Linked DNA regions of Homo sapiens: region 1 is linked to region 2. A link is a contact called in ENCODE Hi-C or POLR2A ChIA-PET data. All regions are on one chromosome and are shown on one strand. Each heading gives the region's core, a stretch centred on a gene start or an enhancer-like site at or near the end of the contact. The rest is flanking DNA. Distances are from core to core; before and after follow the strand shown. Region 1 overlaps MACF1 (microtubule actin crosslinking factor 1). Region 2 has its middle 72 kb from the start of NDUFS5.

Region 1 (4,451 bases), core at 1,095-3,594, 350 kb before region 2:
AGGACACACAGAGGTATGCCCCCCTTTTCCCATTCGAGTTAGTTTCTCTCTTTTTTAGTCCCATTTTTCATTTACTCTCATTTATATCCTATTTCATTTCATGTTGGTAAACATATTTGTATTGGAAAAATATAATTATAGTTGTAAAAACCATGATTTTAAAAAATACCCATAACAGAATATAATAACAAATCCATGATTAAAATCTCTGAGTGGATAACATAAAAATTTAAAAAGGGAAACATTTCCCACCTCATTAGGACAGACTGAGACCCCAGACACTGCACCATACTCTACAGCTTAGTAAGTGGTGCTGGGGGATCAGATCAGGGCCTAAAGCTGGTAACATAAGGCAAACAAAGGCGTATGCAGGTGAGGAGTAAAGAAGATGAAATAGTCAACATTTTTCTTAATACCATGTTTAAAAAACTTGTTACAACCAACATATATTACTTTTATAAGAATGAATGTTACTGTTTAAGGTGTCAAAAAACCCATCAGTCGCTTCCCTTTCATTCCTGCTAAACCAATGAGCTAGGGCCACTCTGGTTTTGTTCCTTTTCATGTGAGCTCTGATATTTCCAAGAAAAAGTTGCTTTCATTTAGTGGTAGGCAGCCCTCAAGGTGGTAGGTAGCATGAGGTCACCAAACCCCAAGGCTGGATTACCTTATGGGTGTCAATGAGAGACTGCAGGGCCTCTGTGTCATCAGGAAGTGCTCCCCGAAAGCGAAGCGTTTGCTCTGCTTCAGAAAGCCACTCCAACAGCATGTGGACTGTGTCTCGAAACACTTCCGCCTGAAATAACCAAGCACAAAAGATTCAACCTCTCTCTGCAGCCAAGGACCTAGATACTGGGACATGCTAGGGAAAGGGTCCAGTGTTCATTCAGACATTTCATGGCCTCATCAAAACTCCACAAAGGTTATCTTTCATTTGTAGATCTTTGAAAATCAACTGAATTCATTATTTCTCAAAATGAATATTAAAATTTTATAGAACATTCAGAATATCAATTTTCAACTCTGTTATACTTATTTCAAGACTGACTGGAACAGATTCTAGTAAAAGAAAAACCAAATAAACCCACTCAGATCTATCCCTTGGGTTGGGACAGCAAATATCCCTTACTTGTTTTAAGGCCTGCTCAAGCCGGCTTTGTTTGGAAACAGAGAGTTTACAGACAGTGTCCCAGCGAGTGCTCAGTTCCTGGAGCTGTCCTTTTACCCAAGTGGTGTCATCTCGACTATTCTCAATCAGCTCTCGGCCTGACCGCTTCAGGACCTGAACGGTTCCTGTTCGCTTTCCCAGTTCCTTCTGGAAAACCTAGAAAAGAAAATAGGAGAATTTGTTTGTTCAAGGAATGTTTTGAGTCCAAGAAACCACTGGGAAATAATAATTTTCTTGGTAGGTTCTAATCATGTGTCTTTTATGCATAGAGGGAGGCAGAGCAATGCATAAGAAAAAACAACCAGGCCGGGCGCAGTGGCTCATGCCTGTAATCCCAGCATTTTGGGAAGCCGAGATGAGAGGACTGCTTGAGCCCAGGAGTTCAAGACCAGTCTGGGCAACATGGCGAGACCCAATCTCAAGGGGAAAAAAAGAAAAAAGAAAGAAAAAAACAACCAGAAAATGTGGCTGTAAATGCTAGCTCAGGCATTTAGGAGATACATAATTTTGAAAAGTTGCTTAAGGCCCAGTTTCTTCATCTGTAAAATGGTAACCATTATACTAACGTTTCCAGAATTATGGGAAATAAAAACATCTGCTGTGCACATAATAAGAATCTGTTGTAATTTCAAGGTAAAGTTAAATGCTTGTGCTGAAACAGGAGGATATTACATAATTCAACATGACAGATAGAGATTATGTTAAATATTGGCGTGCCTGGTGTTAGGATTGTTAGGTTCAGAAGTGGTTTAAAAAAAAAATCACTCATTTCCATTTTAGGAGTCAGTGGAAATGGCTATCTTATGGGTTTCCGTTGGAATTTAGATCCATTTTGTGACTCAACTGAGAGAAACAAACAGGAAGAGGCGCAACCTTGAAGTGAAGTTTACACATTGCCAAATCTGAATCAAACCAATTTTGGTAAATTCGTTGTGACTAATGCAGAATCTCAGCAACAGTTTGTTTAAACACACAAAGCAACTGTCAGGCTCTCTTTCTCCCCTAGAAAGAAGGGCAGAGGCAGTCATATGTAGAAGACCCTAGGCAGTCATATACAGAAGACCCACTGCACTCCAATGTAGCCCAGACCTCACCCCTACCTTGTGTGCATCCATGAGGTTCATGACGAGGTCAAGGTCCCCGTGCACGGGCTGGTCCTCAGCCAGCTGTGGCTCCACCTTGTATAACCAGTCAACCAATGCCTGCAAAGCATCCATGAACTGACCCGAAAAGAGCAGGGCTTCCTCCAACTTGTGCTGCCTGAGAAATGCACACAAACGCTACCATTTTTAGGGATTCCTTTTACAAATGGCCCACAATTCTGCCTCGCTGAAAGGGAATATTGCTTGAACCCTATATAGAGAGTGACTTCTATGTTAGAACAGTTAGAAATACAGTAAAGGCCGGGCGCGGTGGCTCACACCTGTAATCCCAGCACTTTGGGAGGCCGAGGTGGGCAGATCACGAGGTCAGGAGATCGAGACCATCCTGGCTAACACGGTGAAACCCTGTCTCTACTAAAAATACAAAAAATTAGCCGGGCATGGTGGTGGGTGCCTGTAGTTCCAGCTACTCGGGAAGCTGAGGCAGGAGAATGGCGCGAACCCGGGAGGCAGAGCTTGCAGTGAGCCGAGATTGCACCACTGCACTCCAGCCTGGGAGACAGAGCGAGATTCCATCTCAAAAAAAAAAAAAAAAAAAGAAATAGAGTAAAAAGTGACTGAGAGATGGTGAGACATTTTAAATCAAACCACCCTCTAGAATGGATTAAGGGTAGCACAGGGGACAGGTAGAGATACCCTTTAGGCATCTTATAGCCCAGTGACACACAGGCACACCCTAACAACCCAAGGTCTGTGTTAATCACCTCATATACCACTCTAAGTAAAAGATGATAGTTTTGGTAGTGATCTGGAATCAGTTCAACTCCTAGCTCTGTATCAGTTGTGTGACCCTAGGCTGTTTCTTCATCTCCTTGAACCTCAGTCACCTCATAAAAAAAAAAAATTGGAGTACAGGCCAAGTGTGTTGGCTCACACTTGCAATCCCAGCACTCTGGGAGGCCAAGGTGGGAGGATCACTTGAGGTCAGGAGTTACAGAACAGCCTGGACAATAGCAAGACCTTGTCTCTACTCAAATAAAAAACAATGGCTGGGCGTGGTGGCTGACACCTGTAATCCCAGCACTTTGGGACGCCGAGGCAGGTGGATCATGAGGTCAGGAGTTCCAGACCAGCCTGGCCAATATGGTGAAACCCCGTCTCTAATAAAAATATTAAAAAAAATTAGCTGGGCATGGTGGTGTGCACCTGTAGTCCCAGCTACTTGGGAGGCTGAGGAAGAAGAATTGCTTGAACCGGGGAGATGGAGGTTGCAGTGACCCGAGACAGTGCCACTGCACTCCAGCCTGGATGACAGAGGGAGATTCCATCTCAAAAACAAAAACAAAAAACATTAACCAGGTATGGTGGCACATGCCTATAGTCTGAGCTACTCAAGAGGCTGAGGTGGGAGGATCCCTTGAGCCCAGGAGTTGGAGGCTGCAGTAAGTTCTGCACTCCAGCCTGGGCCAGAGAGCTAGACCCTGTCTCAACATGACAAAAAAAAAAAAAAATGCCAGGCGCGGTGGCTCACGCCTGTAATCCCAGCACTTTGGGAGGCTGAGGCGGGTGGATCACGAGGTCAGAAAATTGAGACCATCCTGGCTAACACAGTGAAATCCCTTCTCTACTAAAAATACAAAAAACTAGCCAGGCGTGGTGGCGGGTGCCTGTAGTCCCAGCTACTCGGGAGGCTGAGGCAGGAGAATGGCGTGAACCTGGGAGGCGGAGCTTGCAGTGAGCCGAGATCGCGCCACTGCACTCCAGCCTGGGTGACAGAGTGAGACTCTGTCTCAAACAAACAAACAAAAAAAAGTACAAATAGGGTAGCAATATTGTAATATTTAGCATGGCATAGTGGGTACAAATAGATAAAAGTACAACTTTTAGAACCAAACTGCCATGGTTTAAACCTCAGCTCTGCCAACAGGGTAGCTGAGTGACCTTAGGGGAGTTAAGAACCTCTTTATGGTCATTTTCTCATCTGTACAATGGAATAAAAATGGTACCCACCTCAGTGGTTATGAGGATTAAATGATTATCAGCTACTGTTTGGTACATATTCAGTAGTAATTGCCCAGCAAAGGTCAGGTATCATTATGGTTAAATGAGGTAATGCATGTAGAGGCTTTGGAGTGTCCAAGAGCAGTCAATAAGACAGTTGTTGGTATTACAAATTGATG
Region 2 (4,082 bases), core at 913-3,412:
TTAATTTAATTTATTTATTTATTTGCAACGGAGTCTCACTCTGTCACCCAGGCTAGAGTGCAATGGCGCAGTCTGGGCTCACTGCAACCTCCACCTCCTGAGTTCAAGCCATTCTCCTGCCTCAGCCTCTCGAGTAGCTGGGATTACAGGCGCCTGCCACCACCCCCGGCTAATTTTTGTATTTTTCGTAGAGATGGGGTTTCACCTTGTTGGCCAGGCTAGTCTCAAACTCCTGACCTCAGGTAATCTGCCCACCTCAGCCTCCCAAAGTTCTGGGATTACAGGCATGAGCCACCGCACCCGGCCTAAATTTTTGATTAAATGCATGAATGAGTGAACCAGATGATCCTAAAATACTTGGCTGTCTGTGACTACTGACTAGCTGGAAGGCTAGAGTATTTAAGGAGAGAGTATGTTTGTCTCACAGCATCCCTTATCTAAGCCTGGAATTCCAAGTCTTCCATATTTAGACATCTAGCTTCCTTTTCAGGCTGATCTCCAATGACACCCTTGTGTGTACCTCCTTTCCCTATAATCAGACTCTGAGGCTTTGCCTAGAATGTCCCATCCCCCAACTCCACCTACTGAAATCTACCTTGAAAGTTCACCCCAAATGACGTGAAATTTTTTTTCTATTTATTTATTTAGAGGCAGCGTCTTACTCTATCACCCAGGCTGGAGTGCGGTGGCACAATCTTGGCTCACTGACACCTCTGCCTCTTAGGCTCAAGCAATCCTCCTGCCTCAGTGCGCCCACCAATTAACCCACCAGCAGCTAGGACTACAGGCAGGTGCCACCACGCCCAGATAATTTTTGTGCTATTTGTAGAGACAGGATTTCACCATACTGTCCAGGCTGGTCTCGAACTCTTGGGCTCAAGTAGTCGGCCTGCCTCAGCCTCCCAAAGTGCTGAGATTACAGGTGTGAACCTCCGTGCCCAGCTTTTTAAAAAAATTTTTTATAGAGACAGGGTCTCACTATGTTGGTCTTGAACTCCAGGTACATGTACTGTGGATGTCTGTATCACTGCCTCCTTAACCTCCTACTTCATAGGTTCCTGAGGGCAAAGACATCTATTTCATCTTTCTTCATCACTGGGCCTAACACAATACTTTGCACATAGTAGATGTTCAATAAATATTTGCTGAAGGAATGGATGCCTCATTGAACTGTTATGGGGGTTGGGGGAGGGAGCCAGATCTGATTCAAGACAATTGAGAATCCAACTCAATGTCCACTCAGTGGTCAAGGGCTGAGGGCACTTCATGTGTAGGGAGGAAAGAGGGAAGTACAAAATTATTTCTCTTTCTGCTAGTGCTCCTTCCTCAACCTCTAGAAAGTTTATTCCCAGCTTTTCTTCACCTTTGGTTCATGCTGCATTATTTTATGTGTTAACTGATGCTTTATAAAGAAATTCTTAGGCCAGGTGCGGTGGCTCATGCCTGTAATCCCAGCACTTTGGGAGGCCAGGGCGGGCAGATCACCTGAGGTCAGGAGTTCGAGGCCAGCCTGACCAATATGGTGAAACCGCGTCTCTACTAAAAATACAAAAAATTAGCCGGGCGTGATGGTGGTCACCTGTAATCCCAGCTACTTGGGAGGCTGAGGCAGGAGAATCGCTTGAACCCAGGAGGCAGAGGTTGCAGTGAGCCTAGATCGTGCCATTGCATTCCAACCTGGGCAACAAGAGCAAAACTCCATCTCAAAAAAAAGAAATTCTTTGCTAGTAGTGAGTGTGTGTGTGTGCACACATGCACATATTCTCTCCATTCCTCCTTGCAAGGGTAGCTGTCTGCTGTAACTTTTATATTCCCCAATAGTAGCTGATGCCAGGCACTGAAGGGGCAGCCCCAAGCATTATCCTTTGACCAGCTCTTGGAAGAAAATTACCTAGTTCTAGTCTCAGAAGTGAAGCTCCACCAGCCTCTTGGGCACCAGCCAAAGCTCCCTTTCTGCCCAGCTCCTAGAAACCTTTTCTAAGCTTTGCCTCAAGTTCCCAAATCCGCTCTGGGGTAAGAAGCCTTTGCCTGCTCTCATGCTGCCCTCTTCTGTTCAGAAAGTGCAACATCTCAATTTAAGAGGCCTGGAGGGTGCCAGCCACCCAGGAAGACAAGATCCCTGCCACCAGCAGCCCATCACCATAGCAACCCTCAAAATGGTTACTCAGCCATCTGGGTTACCATAGCAACTGGCCAAGTCGCTCCACCTCAGCCTCTCCCTAGGCCTCTCCCGTGGCTCGTCAGAGCCAACTCCAAATAATCTCCAGTGCTTCCTGGAAGAAATGAGCAGAGGCTGGACCCCTGACAGGCAGCTATCCCAAAGGGGCGTGGAAGGCCTCACCGCACCGGCTTCCCAAGGCACAGTAGAGATAATGGATGTTAAGGCACTCCGTGAACCTTGAAGTGCTACACAGATGTTAGCTGTTATTAAACTACTGTTCCTTGTAATGGGGGAGGCAGTGGGTTGCCCTAGGCAGAGCTAGCACCATTCCAAGCTTGGCCCCTTACTGGCTGGGAGACCTTGAGCAAGTTACCAAACTCTCTGGGCTTCTGCTTCCTCTGCTGTAGCACATCTGCCTCCTAAAGTTGTTTTGAGGATTAGGTCAAATACAGCATGTAAGATGCTGAGCGCCAAGGCTGGCATTCAGAACCTAACAATAGTAGTTATAAAAGGTATTGGCCCCTCTGCTGTCTCCCAGCTTCTTTGTCAGTAAAACTGTTTTTATCTTCACTCTTGAAGGAATCAGGCTAATGTGAGCCCTGCTGAACCATACCCAATCTCTCTTCCTGCTCTGAGGCAGGACAGGGTCTTACCCTGTGTGGATCCTCTGAGGCAGTCTATACTCTTTGGGGAATTGGGAGGTTCCCCAAACTGTGAGGTGTGGCTTTTTTTAATCTATGAAACTTCTCTTCACTTGAAGCCACAGCTCCCCATCCAACACCATCTCAAGGTAGAAACCTCTAAAGGGGCACTAACAGGCAGCCTGGAAAGAGCACAAATCACTGAGGCCGGGAGAGGCCCTTGAGAGTGGTGGCCAATGCTCTCAGTTGAGATCAGAGTCACGTGAAGCAGTTCACCAGCATCAGGGCAGTCCTGGGGCACAGGCCCCTATAACAAAAATGGAACTCATTCCCTTGATGAATTTCTTTTTTTTTGAGACAGGGTTTCACTTTGTCACCCAGGCTACAGTACAGTGGCATGAACATGGCTCACTGCTGCCTCAACCTCCCAGGCTCAAGTGATCCTCTAGCCTCAGTCCCCCAGATAGCTTGTACTACAGGTGTACACCACCATGCCCAGCTAATTTTTGTATTTTTTGTAGAGATGGGGTTTCGCCATGTAACCCAGGCCGATGTTGAACCCCTGAGCTCAAGTGATCCACCCACCTTGGCCTCCTAAAGTTCTGGGGTTAGAGACATGAGCCACTGTGCTATCCTCCCGCCATGATGTTAAGGACCTGAATCCTATTGCAACTCGACTTCAGTCTGTCAAGATTGAATCCTTGAAATTCATTTTTTGGATATTTAGTTTAATTATACTGGCAGAACAGAACCAGATATGCTCTAGCCTAGCTCTGTGTGTTCTGGGGATAGAGCCTGAACCTCAAGCTGGAAGGACCAGAGGATCAGCCAAGCAACGCTAGGAGGGACACACTGCCCCTGGAGCCTGAACATCTGGGTGTTAGAATCCCTCATGAAGAGGCCAGGCGCGGTGGCTCACACCTGTAATCCCAGCACTTTGGGAAGCTGAGGCGGGTGGATCACCTGAGGTCAGGAGTTCAAGACCAGCCTGGCCAACATGGTGAAACTCCGTCTCTACTAAAAATACAAAAATTAGCCGGGCGTGGTGGTGGGCACCTGTAATCCCAGCTACTCAGGAGGCCAAGGCAGGAGAATTACTTGAACCTGGGAGGCAGAGGTTGCAGTGAGCCGAGATCACACCACTGCACTCCAGCGTGGGTGACAGAGCAAGAGTCCGTCTCAAAAAAAAAAAAAAAAAAAGGAATCCCTCATGAAGACTCTGGGCAGTAGGTCAGGTGGCAGTGGTTCCAGTCCTCAGACATGGACTCTGAAGCAGATAA

The links. A loop is a pair of places that touch in the nucleus more often than their neighbours do. ChIA-PET counts read pairs that join two places held with the same protein, here RNA polymerase II (POLR2A). Pooled maps may share reads with other maps.
Region 1: a pooled map shows a loop between it and region 2 (4-fold over the local background). The contact joins two enhancer-like sites. A Hi-C loop is called at or near these places in 1 of 168 maps with a recorded cell type or tissue (endothelial cell of hepatic sinusoid) and 3 of 50 pooled maps. POLR2A ChIA-PET finds 5 or more read pairs at or near these places in 1 of 52 experiments (IMR-90).

What each region holds. Positions count from the first base shown.
Region 1 is chr1:39,449,029-39,453,479 of GRCh38, reverse strand. It overlaps MACF1 (microtubule actin crosslinking factor 1), which reads right to left. Exons shown (of 101, transcript NM_001394062.1): 85 at 2,269-2,428; 86 at 1,130-1,324; 87 at 668-796. Among named protein-coding and RNA genes, the nearest start is that of BMP8A, 40 kb to the left of the region's middle. Within about 2 kb of position 2,344, at least 3 of the 41 ENCODE cell types and tissues checked have a DNase peak (open chromatin) inside an H3K27ac peak, as active enhancers do.
Region 2 is chr1:39,096,796-39,100,877 of GRCh38, reverse strand. It overlaps a transcript of MACF1 not described here. Among named protein-coding and RNA genes, the nearest start is that of NDUFS5, 72 kb to the right of the region's middle. RefSeq lists an enhancer at 2,098-2,187. Within about 2 kb of position 2,162, at least 3 of the 41 ENCODE cell types and tissues checked have a DNase peak (open chromatin) inside an H3K27ac peak, as active enhancers do.